Regions from separate parts of the Mus musculus genome. Here region 1 is linked to region 2. A link is a contact called in ENCODE Hi-C or POLR2A ChIA-PET data. All regions are on one chromosome and are shown on one strand. The core of a region is the stretch at or near the end of the contact, and the rest is flanking DNA. Distances in the headings are between cores, read along the strand shown. Region 1 overlaps Cd96 (CD96 antigen). Region 2 holds the start of Phldb2 (pleckstrin homology like domain, family B, member 2).

Region 1 (4,632 bases), core at 1,552-4,051, 250 kb after region 2:
ACTAGCCACAAACATTATAGATTTTACTAATAACTGTAAACGTTGATTTTATTTCCTCAGATAAAGGCATGTGATGTGCCCAAGCTATGTGAATACCTTGCTTGGCCTTAGCCTAGAACATTTCTCTGTTCTAAGTATCCCTAGGCCTAGGCCTGGAACCTTCTAGACTCCATACAACCTAATCTTCCAAGTTGACTGATTCAATCCAGCTTCTCTTGGCTGCTCACTGAATTGCTCTGCCTGGCCTCATACTAACTTTGGCAATATGTTCTAATCTTTTGGCTTCTTCACATTCTCCGGTATGTTCTGTCTTCATCTACCCATGTCTAACTTGTTCTCTCTGTAATCTGTTTCTGTAAAACTGTCCAGTAAAAATGACACACACACACACACACACACACACACACACACACACACACACCTCCCTGCCCTGCTCTTTAATAGCCTCTCTTTCCTGTACTGTTCTCATGTGAGTCGGGCATATCCTATTTGACAGACTCAGTCTGTCAAATCTTTCTGTAATTCATCACTTTGTCTGCCTCTCAATTAGACATCACTTGCAAACATGGCTGCTTCCTTCTACAAACTAACATCCTTCATTGTTAGGAATTAAAGGTGTGCAGTAAGGGAGTTTCTATATTACAGCCAGATCACATAGACTTAGAAGGTCTTTAGATATGCTTCCTTTGCAGAGCAGCCATATTGCTGTATTAAAATTCCTCTACAAATAACACTGTATCATAGCTTATAACAGACTGAGTCCCCAGCAAAATCTTACACTGAGGACTATTAAGCATGGGTCTTTAGTACATGGATTCTAACTTAATTCCTTCCTGGGGAATTAGAGGATAGGAAATTACTATGAGTCCTTGTGGGTACCAGGTGACAGGTGCTTTCTAAACCATTTGACCATTCCACCACCCTTATGAAGTTGAAGTCAGCCAGTGCCCCCTTTCACGGATGAAGAAGATAAGGAAGTAAGGCTTTAAGTTTCTCAAGTTATTAGATGGAAAAGTCAAACCCAGTTCCAGCACGTTCTACCATGTCCTAGTTTTCCATTTCTGTATCTAATTTTGCATCCTAGAATTGATCACAGAGTAGATGTAGGAAGGTACAAGCAGAAGAAGGAATTGGTGAAGCTGGGTGAGTGAGATTCATAAGTGATTAGGGAAAATATACCTGAGATATCTACTGTGGGCCATGGACTCCAGAACTGTGTATAACTAATTTTCCTAATGATCTTATCAAATATTTACTATCCCAAGGTTTCAGAGGCTCACAGTGGTTAACTATTTGCTGTGGATAGATAACCAGTAACAGTTGGATTGTACTTCAGTATGCATGTTATAGGATCAAGGCACTACTTCTTCTCATTGTCCCATCCTCCCTGGATGTATGCTTCAATGCATTCCAGCTCAGCCTCTTGTTAGTTACTCAGCCAAGCATTCTGGGCTTCAGGCTTTAATTTCCCATCTATAAAATAACAGATGCTCTATTTTGGAGCCTGGCTGAAAGCAAAACAAGAGCATATTAAAATGCTTGGAATAGTTAGTGAGTTATTAAAGATATAGCACCAGAACTCTATTAGAGTAAGGGTTTAGTAATATTTGGCAAGATTTTCAAGCATCTCAAGACCTGCCATGGTTACATGAAGCTGGAGAGAGATAAATATTCACTGATTTCTCAGGGAATCATGCCTGGCCCCTTCTTTCCCCAGCCAACTTGCATGGGTACTGAAGGGGAAATTTTACGACTTGTGAAATGCAAGGCGGAGCATTCCTTTTTAAATTTTCAGCTGGGATTCTTGGACCTGATTTTATTGTTTCATATCTGCTCTGATGTCATCTTACTCAGAATCACTGGCTCCAAGCATCTGCAAGAGGTTCTAAGAAGAAGCAAAAACATCTATTGATATCTGTATTGTTGGGTTATTTGTTTTATTGAAGCCACTAAAATGAGTGAAGCCCATTGATAAACTTAGGACTTAATTGGAACAGAACTTAAATGATTAAATCTGTCCTTATTATGTTAAACATTATAATACCAATTAATAGACACAGATACTTGGATAATATATGTTATGGTCATTCAGGGTCAACACACAGAATTTGAGTTATGGTTTATACGAAGCTATGGAACTACATTACTGATATCCAGAAGAACAAAAATCATAATATTCTCAGGGTGAAAAGCAGGTAAAATATATTTTTTTCATACCACGTAACAGAAAATACATGAGAATGTTTATTTTACTTTGGGTTTTGAAAAGCTTAGGTGAAGTCACAAGACAGCAAATTAAAACAGGCAATAGTGTTGTGGGTCATGGTGGTGCATGCCTTTAATCCCAGCACTTGGGATTCAGAGGCAGTGTGAGGTTTACAAAACAAGTTCCAGGATAGCACAAGCTACACAAAGAAAATGTGTATTAAAAAACCTAACCAAAACAAAACAAAAAACAAAAAAACAAAAAACCAAAAAACCAAAAGCAAACAAAAAAACCAAAACCACACTCCCCCCAGAATAGCATTGCTAACAGCAGCAATATTTATTGACCATTTTCCTTCATGCCACATACTCCTTTAAGAATTACTCAGACATTGATTTCATTATTGACCACAACAAGCAGATATTATTATTTGGTATGTCATATAAATGGAGAACTGACTACAGAGAAATGAAGTAATGTGTTCGGATGCAGTGACTAGAGGCCAAGAGCTACTCTGAAGGGGCAAACTCAGAGCATCGTGTTCTGCTTCTCCCTTTCTCCCGCCCTTTCTCTTATTGCCAGGGAAATAGGCAGGTTTGGGAGGAGGACGGGAGGGCCCCATTCCTCTTCTCAAGGCAATGGGAAGGAGAACTCGGGAGAATAACAAATTAAAAGTCAACTTCCACCAGGACTCACACTGGTTTTTGTCCCACTTTCCCTCAGTTTTTAATCTCAGAGACATTTAAACAATTGAACCCCCTTTCTACACACACACACACACACACACACACACACACACACACACACACACACACCAGGAAAGTAAGACCTAAGGCCTCAGCCCACGCCTTCTGAGAGCAGTAAGTCAAAGCCAGGATTTCTCTGCAGTTTCCAGTCACCTCAGCTTGCCTTCACAGCAGCAGTTAAGTGGCTAAGGGCCAAGGAATAAGGTCTTTTGAGGGAATGTTCCTGGCAGCCAGGCAATCTGACACAGCTTGGCATGTAATAGTATGGGTATTCAAAGAATTCGCTGTGACTCACCTCTCCTAAGACATCCATGGTGCTGTTTTCCACAGTCATGAGGATTTCTGGTTTAGCTTAAAAGCAAATAAGGCACAGTTAGTGTCACTGAAGTCTATACTATGTGTGTGTGTGTGTGTGTGTGTGTGTGTGTGTGTGTGTGTGTGTGTGTAAGCATTCCATGGTACACAAAAATACATACAAATTTAGTGTTTTCATGGATGGGAAGAGTAGTTATAATTGCCTTTTCAAAAGTCTGAGAAGGGGCAGCTAGAATAGAGGAAAGAAATCCACTGGGAGAAAGGGATGTGTGTGCAGGAAGGAAATGTTTCACTTCTAGAACCCTGAGGGAATCAGAGAAACACTTGATTGCTGTTTGGCTTGCTTGGCACTAACACGTATCAGGAGATGGTTTTGTTGCCATGCTACAAATTGCAAGTTCCTGGAAGTCTTCATCACCAGAGCTTTGCGCATGGACACTGAAGACTGAAGCACCTCCGAGCTTGTTCTTGTTACAGCAGCAGACCCAGCCTTCTATGAACCTCTTGAAAGACTGTTGCCATTCTTTGTCCCAGGTGGTTTACCTGCCTGCCTGCTCAGCAGTGACTTCTGGTTGCCGAAAGCTGCTGCTGGGCCTATTTATGATCCCTTGCCTCTGGATTCATTGAGAATATGAGGAGGGAAGGAAGAAGGAGATAATGTAACAGACGGGAAGTCAGGGGGAAAATATCCTGGCTTCATTGCCCTGCATTTGAGACCTCAAATAGGATTAATAAAATATGTGTGTGTGTTTGTGTGTGTGTGTGTGTGTGTGTGAGAGAGAGAGAGAGAGAGAGAGAGAGAGAGAGAGAGAGATTGCTCATAAGGACCATGGTGATCAGAGGATCACTTTTGGGAGTTTGAATCTCTTTCCACCTTGCATTCTGGCAATCAAACTCAGGCCAGAACTCTGGGTTTGTGTGTAAGTGTTTTTTACCCAGTGAACCACCTCACCAGCCCCTGATATGTGTTCTGTGCCATAGTTCAGAGCTCTCTGCAAGACTGATCTTCAGGCTGGAAGAAGTAACTGGTATGATTATGCACATACATTATCCTCCTTCCCCTCTTGGGCTCAGGTTTCTCCCCTGTGCTGTGTCTCTAGGGTGACTTTGCAAATCATTATTAGGACTATTTCTAGTGTCCACATGTAATTTAATTGGAGTTAACTTTTCTTACACCATGTCCTGATCATATTTTCCCTTCCCCAACCCCTCAGATCCTACCCACCTAACTCCACAGCCTTTTATTCTCTTCCTTTAGAAAACAGTCAGATGAACAAAACAAATAACCAAAACTAAAAAAAACAAAAGAAAACAAAACAAAACAAAAACAATAACACACAGGCACAGCCACAAAAGCAGAAAATC
Region 2 (4,666 bases), core at 777-3,276:
ACTGAAGAAAGTAACGAAAAGCCCTTCAATCAAGCTCCATCAAGTCAACTTTGGCTTTTCTCCCTTCTCCTGAAAATGCCAGGGGAAGTGACGCACTTTGGCCAGAGTTGTTGAAGAGATGGGCTGCATCTTCACCCACCTTCTTATCTAGCTTTTCTGGCTTGCCCCAAGCAGGGATGCAGCAGATAGCCCTGCTGTCCTTTCTCACCCCAAAAGAGCAGCAGCTGCCAGCTGTGGGGAACCAGACAGAAGCCTGCAAATTGCCTGCCCTGGATGACTGCTCTTAACCAAACATCTCCTTTTGCCATTTGTGAGCGTGCTAGGATTTGCAAACTTCCCTGCCTCTGGAGTAAAAGCTACACCAAGCTAAATGCAAAGGCTCATCTCTCCTCTCTTTTAAAGGCCTTTGTCAATGTTTGGAGACTGCGGAGTTTCTTAATTATACGCAATGTTTAAATTCCACAATGTATTTATAAGGAGAAAGAAAAAAAAACCATTCAGTTAAAAACTTTTAAACAACTAAGTCCAGGAAGGGAACCTCAGGAAAACACAACTGTTACTTTTCAACGAACCTTAAATGGCACATTTAAGGTTCAAATGGCACCAAGCATGTTCTGTTAAAATAGTAGACCACTCTAAAGGATTATTTACCTCAGACCCAATGAATGTGTTGCTAGCCTACCAGGAACTAAGAATTCAAGTGCTCCGAGGGCAAACGTTTAACCCTATGAAACTGTGAACCATATTTGGAACCTTCCATCTAAATTCAGTCGTTTGAAGCCCAGAGGAAAAATAATCTCAAACACACAAGTGAAGCCCAAGTTAGAAGCTTTGTTACAAGCGTCAGAGTTGAACATTTACATCTGTAATTTACATGTTCATACACTGGAGGGGGAAACGTGTGAATATTTACACTAACGGACTCCACATTTTATGTCTCTACTAGACTTACCCTCACAGCTCTGACTGGCTAGGAGACTAGCTGTGTATCCTAGAACACTTGAGATACCACAAAAGGAAGACTTCTAGGGAAGAGGGCTGGGCCGGACGAAAGGATTTCCAGTCTTGGCTAGTCCACATAAAAGACTGTGGGAATCTTCCCTCTTTGAAGTGAGAAAGGTAAAAGAGGAGCCTCTGGAAGGAGGTTGGACTTATAAAGCTCTTTTAAACAGGAAACCCCAATCCGGGAAGGGACAGCCCGTCAGCCTTTTAATTTCCTGCCGGTGGCGGGAGTTAGCTAAGTCCTCCCCGCTTCCAGTGCTGCTGGCAAGGGTGAAGTTACTGAGCGCACCAAGCCAGAGTTCAGCAGGCTCTCTGAGCGGCTGAAGCAGAGGGTCGAAATGCTACCCAGAGTTGCAGCTGCTATCACCACAGAGAAAGAGACCATCACGCCCTCAGTGTGGGATGATAGGGAAACCATAACTGAATCACAGTCAGGAGCTCCTGGAAAGAATCTCGGTCCGGAGGCTCGCCGTGCAGCCTCATTCTAGAAACAAAGTACAACTAGAAGCCGATTTCAGAAAGGTCCTATCTGAGTCCCGTACTCCTCAAGATCCAGCTGTGGATCTTCTTATCCCCGGAATCCAGATCTCTGTCTAAGCAATCCAGACTTTCCGCAAAAGTTGCCTTCGGGACCCTTAATTAAATCCTGCCTTTTCGACCCAATCACTCACGAAAACCTCACCCCTACTGGACACCCCTTCCCCACAATGCCTCCACCCCGCATCGCCGTGCACAATGGAGGACAGAGCACTCTAGGACTGTAAGGTTTAGGCTTTGCGGACCCCTGCCCGGGCTTTTGTCTCTACAGCCTGCAAGGGAAGCAAAGAAAATCTGCGCTCAGGGCGCCCACTCACCAGCTCATCTTTCTCTGGAACTGCAACTCTCTCCTCGGGTCCCGCTGCCCTTGGGCCTGTCCCTTGCCTCCGCCCTCCCTCTCTCCCTGTGTCCTAGTCCGGTCCCCGCCGCTGCCGCAGGCTGCAGCCAGACCCTGCCGCCGCACACCGCGCACTCCGGGCGCCCCTCCCGGTGGGGGCGGCCACCGCCTCCTCTCCGCCCCCGACCTCCGCAGAGAGACGGGCGGCTACCAAGTCGGCTGAGGGGGAGGCTGTGTCCCCAAGGAGCCACCAGGGTGCGCAAAGGCAATGCGGGCCGGCTCCTCCAGGCCCTCTGTAGCCCACTACTCACCTGGGGCGATAAGGTGGCCGAATGCAGGCGGCCACAGAAGGCAGGCACCCTGGGTGCTCTGTGTCACACTCAGCAGAGCCCCTCGGCCCGCGGTGGTGGACTCCTCGAAGCTCCCTCCTGGTCCCGACCCGAGTTTCGAGGCACCGCAGCGGATCCTTGGAGTTCCCAGCTAGGAAGTCCTGGAGCCTAGGTTCTTAGGGAGCTAAGCTGCTGCTGCTTTTACTGCGTTTGGAGTGGCCTGGCCACTCGTCACATCTCTAGGCTCCACTTTCTCAAAGCTACGTTCGCAGCTATGTGCTAGAAACCTTTGTTGTTGGCTTTCTTTTCTTTTCTTTTCTTTTCTTTTCTTTTCTTTTTTTTTTTTAAATAAGGTGGAAATGGGACGAGAGAACACAACACGTCCTGGAGTGCGATTTCCTCCCCAGGACGAAGTTTCTGCTCTGTGAAACTCCAGGTGACTTCACCATAGACTGCTCTCCCCAGGGCAGGTTTACCTGATGCGTCAGAAAAGCAGCTGTGCCAAATGGCAATGGAACCGCCTGGGGTCAGGGCTGGAATCAAGCAGATTTAAAACTCCGTGATACTGATTGCCTTGGAGGGATGTCTCATAAAGGGTTCTGCATTTTCCAACACATTTAACATAACCAGTGGAAGCAATATTAACGTGAACGCCTTTCAGCCTTGCTTCCCTGAGCAGCTAGTCTGTCTTGACGCATGCAAATGTGGATGTTTGTAAAGTTCTGCCCCAGTGGGGTTAAGTCAAAGAAAGACAAGAACCTTGGAGGAACTCGCAAGGTCCAGGACCGGCAAGCTCTTTAATAACAATATGGCCCTAGCAAATTGTTTTAGCTACCACCAAGGATGTCTTCAAGGCTGTAGCAATAGCAACAGGGGTACTAGTGTAGGTACTTCCAGTAGTTAATAAACCTATGCTTCATCTATACACAATGCCTTTAGCTGTGAGAACACGCACTAATAAAATGCATATTTAAAATGTTTTATTGAGCAAAAGTATGACTTTTAAGATTAAATAATGTTTACTATTTATTCCTGCGTGTGCTTTGGTGCATGTGTGTGCACGTGAATCCAAGTAGGAAGGGAAAGCAGAAATGGCCATGAGCCACTCCACAAGGGTTTTGACAGCCAAACTCAGATCCTCTTCAAAAGCTAGACAGCTCTTTGCTGCCAAACAACCTCTCCAGCCCCGAAATTTTGACTTCTAATTTCCATGAGAACCACTCCTATAAGGATGATTTGTGTTTTAGAGCATTCTCAACGCACCACCTCGGTATCCCACGCTATTAAATTCACATGACTTACACCCCATCCTTTCACCTCATCTCCATCAACTTAAAATCATTTATCCCATCTCAATGAAAGGAAAGACACTCTTGAGCCACTTGCCTCTCCATACACTTACCTGTTTAACTATAGCAAAATGATGGCCAATTGTTACAAAAAGCTATCTCAACTCTCTGCCTTCCCATATACTCCAGTCAGAAGTTGCCTTTATTGTATTCCCCTGAGCTTAAATTATGCAACTGAAAAAATTGCTTCTTCCCAGGTATGGTGGTACGGGACAATAATTCCAGCTCTTGACCAGTTGATGCAGGATGATCAAGAGTAGCGTGCAGGCTTGGGTCTCTTAACCAGTTAGGACCAGCCTGAGCTATGTAAAGCCTGACTCAAAACACCAAGGGCTGACTGTGGAAATCAATATGGTGGCTCCTCCAAAAGTTGGGAATCAATCTACCTCAAGATTCAGCTATATCACTCTTGGGCTTATATTCAAAGCTATATCACTCTTGGGCTTATATTCAAAGCTATATCACTCTTGGGCTTATATCCAAAGCTATATCACTCTTGGGCTTATATCCAAAGGACCATCCATCCTACCACAAGGACGGTTGCTCAACTATGCTTATTGTGGCTTTATTCATAATAGCTGGAAATCGGAAGCAACATAGATGTTCCTAGCCAAAGAATGGATAAAGAAAATGTGGTACAGTAATATAATGGAATATTACTCGTTTGTTTTAAAAATGACACCATGATTTGCAGGCACATGGATGCTACTAGAAAAAAAATCATCCTGAGTGAGGAAACTCAAACCCAGAAAGGTAAAGATGGCATGCATTCACTTATAAGTGGATATTAGCTGCTAAATAAAGGATAATCAAGCTACAATCTATAGGCCCAAAGAGTAGGTAAAGGGGAGGGCTCTAGGTGGGTAGCATGAGTATCCCCAGGAAGGGGAAATAGATTTGGGGGTGGCCTGGGGACTTGTGGGGGCAGGAGTAGGGGGATCAGGCTGGAGTGCACCAAGAGCTGGCTGTGTCTCTCAGCATTAGCAAGTTCCATCACTATTCTCTCAGCACGGGGGCAGGGTGGGGGTGTGCATCTCACTCCTCAGTAGCAATTACCAGCTGATCCTTAGCTCCCTTTTCTCTTCCTTTTTCTTCTGATCTAAGCACTGACT

The links. A loop is a pair of places that touch in the nucleus more often than their neighbours do. ChIA-PET counts read pairs that join two places held with the same protein, here RNA polymerase II (POLR2A).
Region 1: POLR2A ChIA-PET joins it to region 2 with 29 read pairs in Patski. The contact joins the enhancer-like site here to the promoter of Phldb2 in region 2. A Hi-C loop is called at or near these places in 1 of 37 maps with a recorded cell type or tissue (Patski). POLR2A ChIA-PET finds 5 or more read pairs at or near these places in 1 of 5 experiments (Patski).

What each region holds. Positions count from the first base shown.
Region 1 is chr16:46,091,493-46,096,124 of GRCm38, forward strand. Cd96 (CD96 antigen) reads right to left here. Exons shown (of 15, transcript NM_032465.2): 5 at 3,248-3,303. Among named protein-coding and RNA genes, the nearest start is that of Cd96, 26 kb to the right of the region's middle. Within about 2 kb of position 2,802, at least 1 of the 3 ENCODE cell types and tissues checked has a DNase peak (open chromatin) inside an H3K27ac peak, as active enhancers do.
Region 2 is chr16:45,842,352-45,847,017 of GRCm38, forward strand. Phldb2 (pleckstrin homology like domain, family B, member 2) reads right to left here and starts at 2,027. Exons shown (of 18, transcript NM_153412.4): 1 at 1,857-2,027.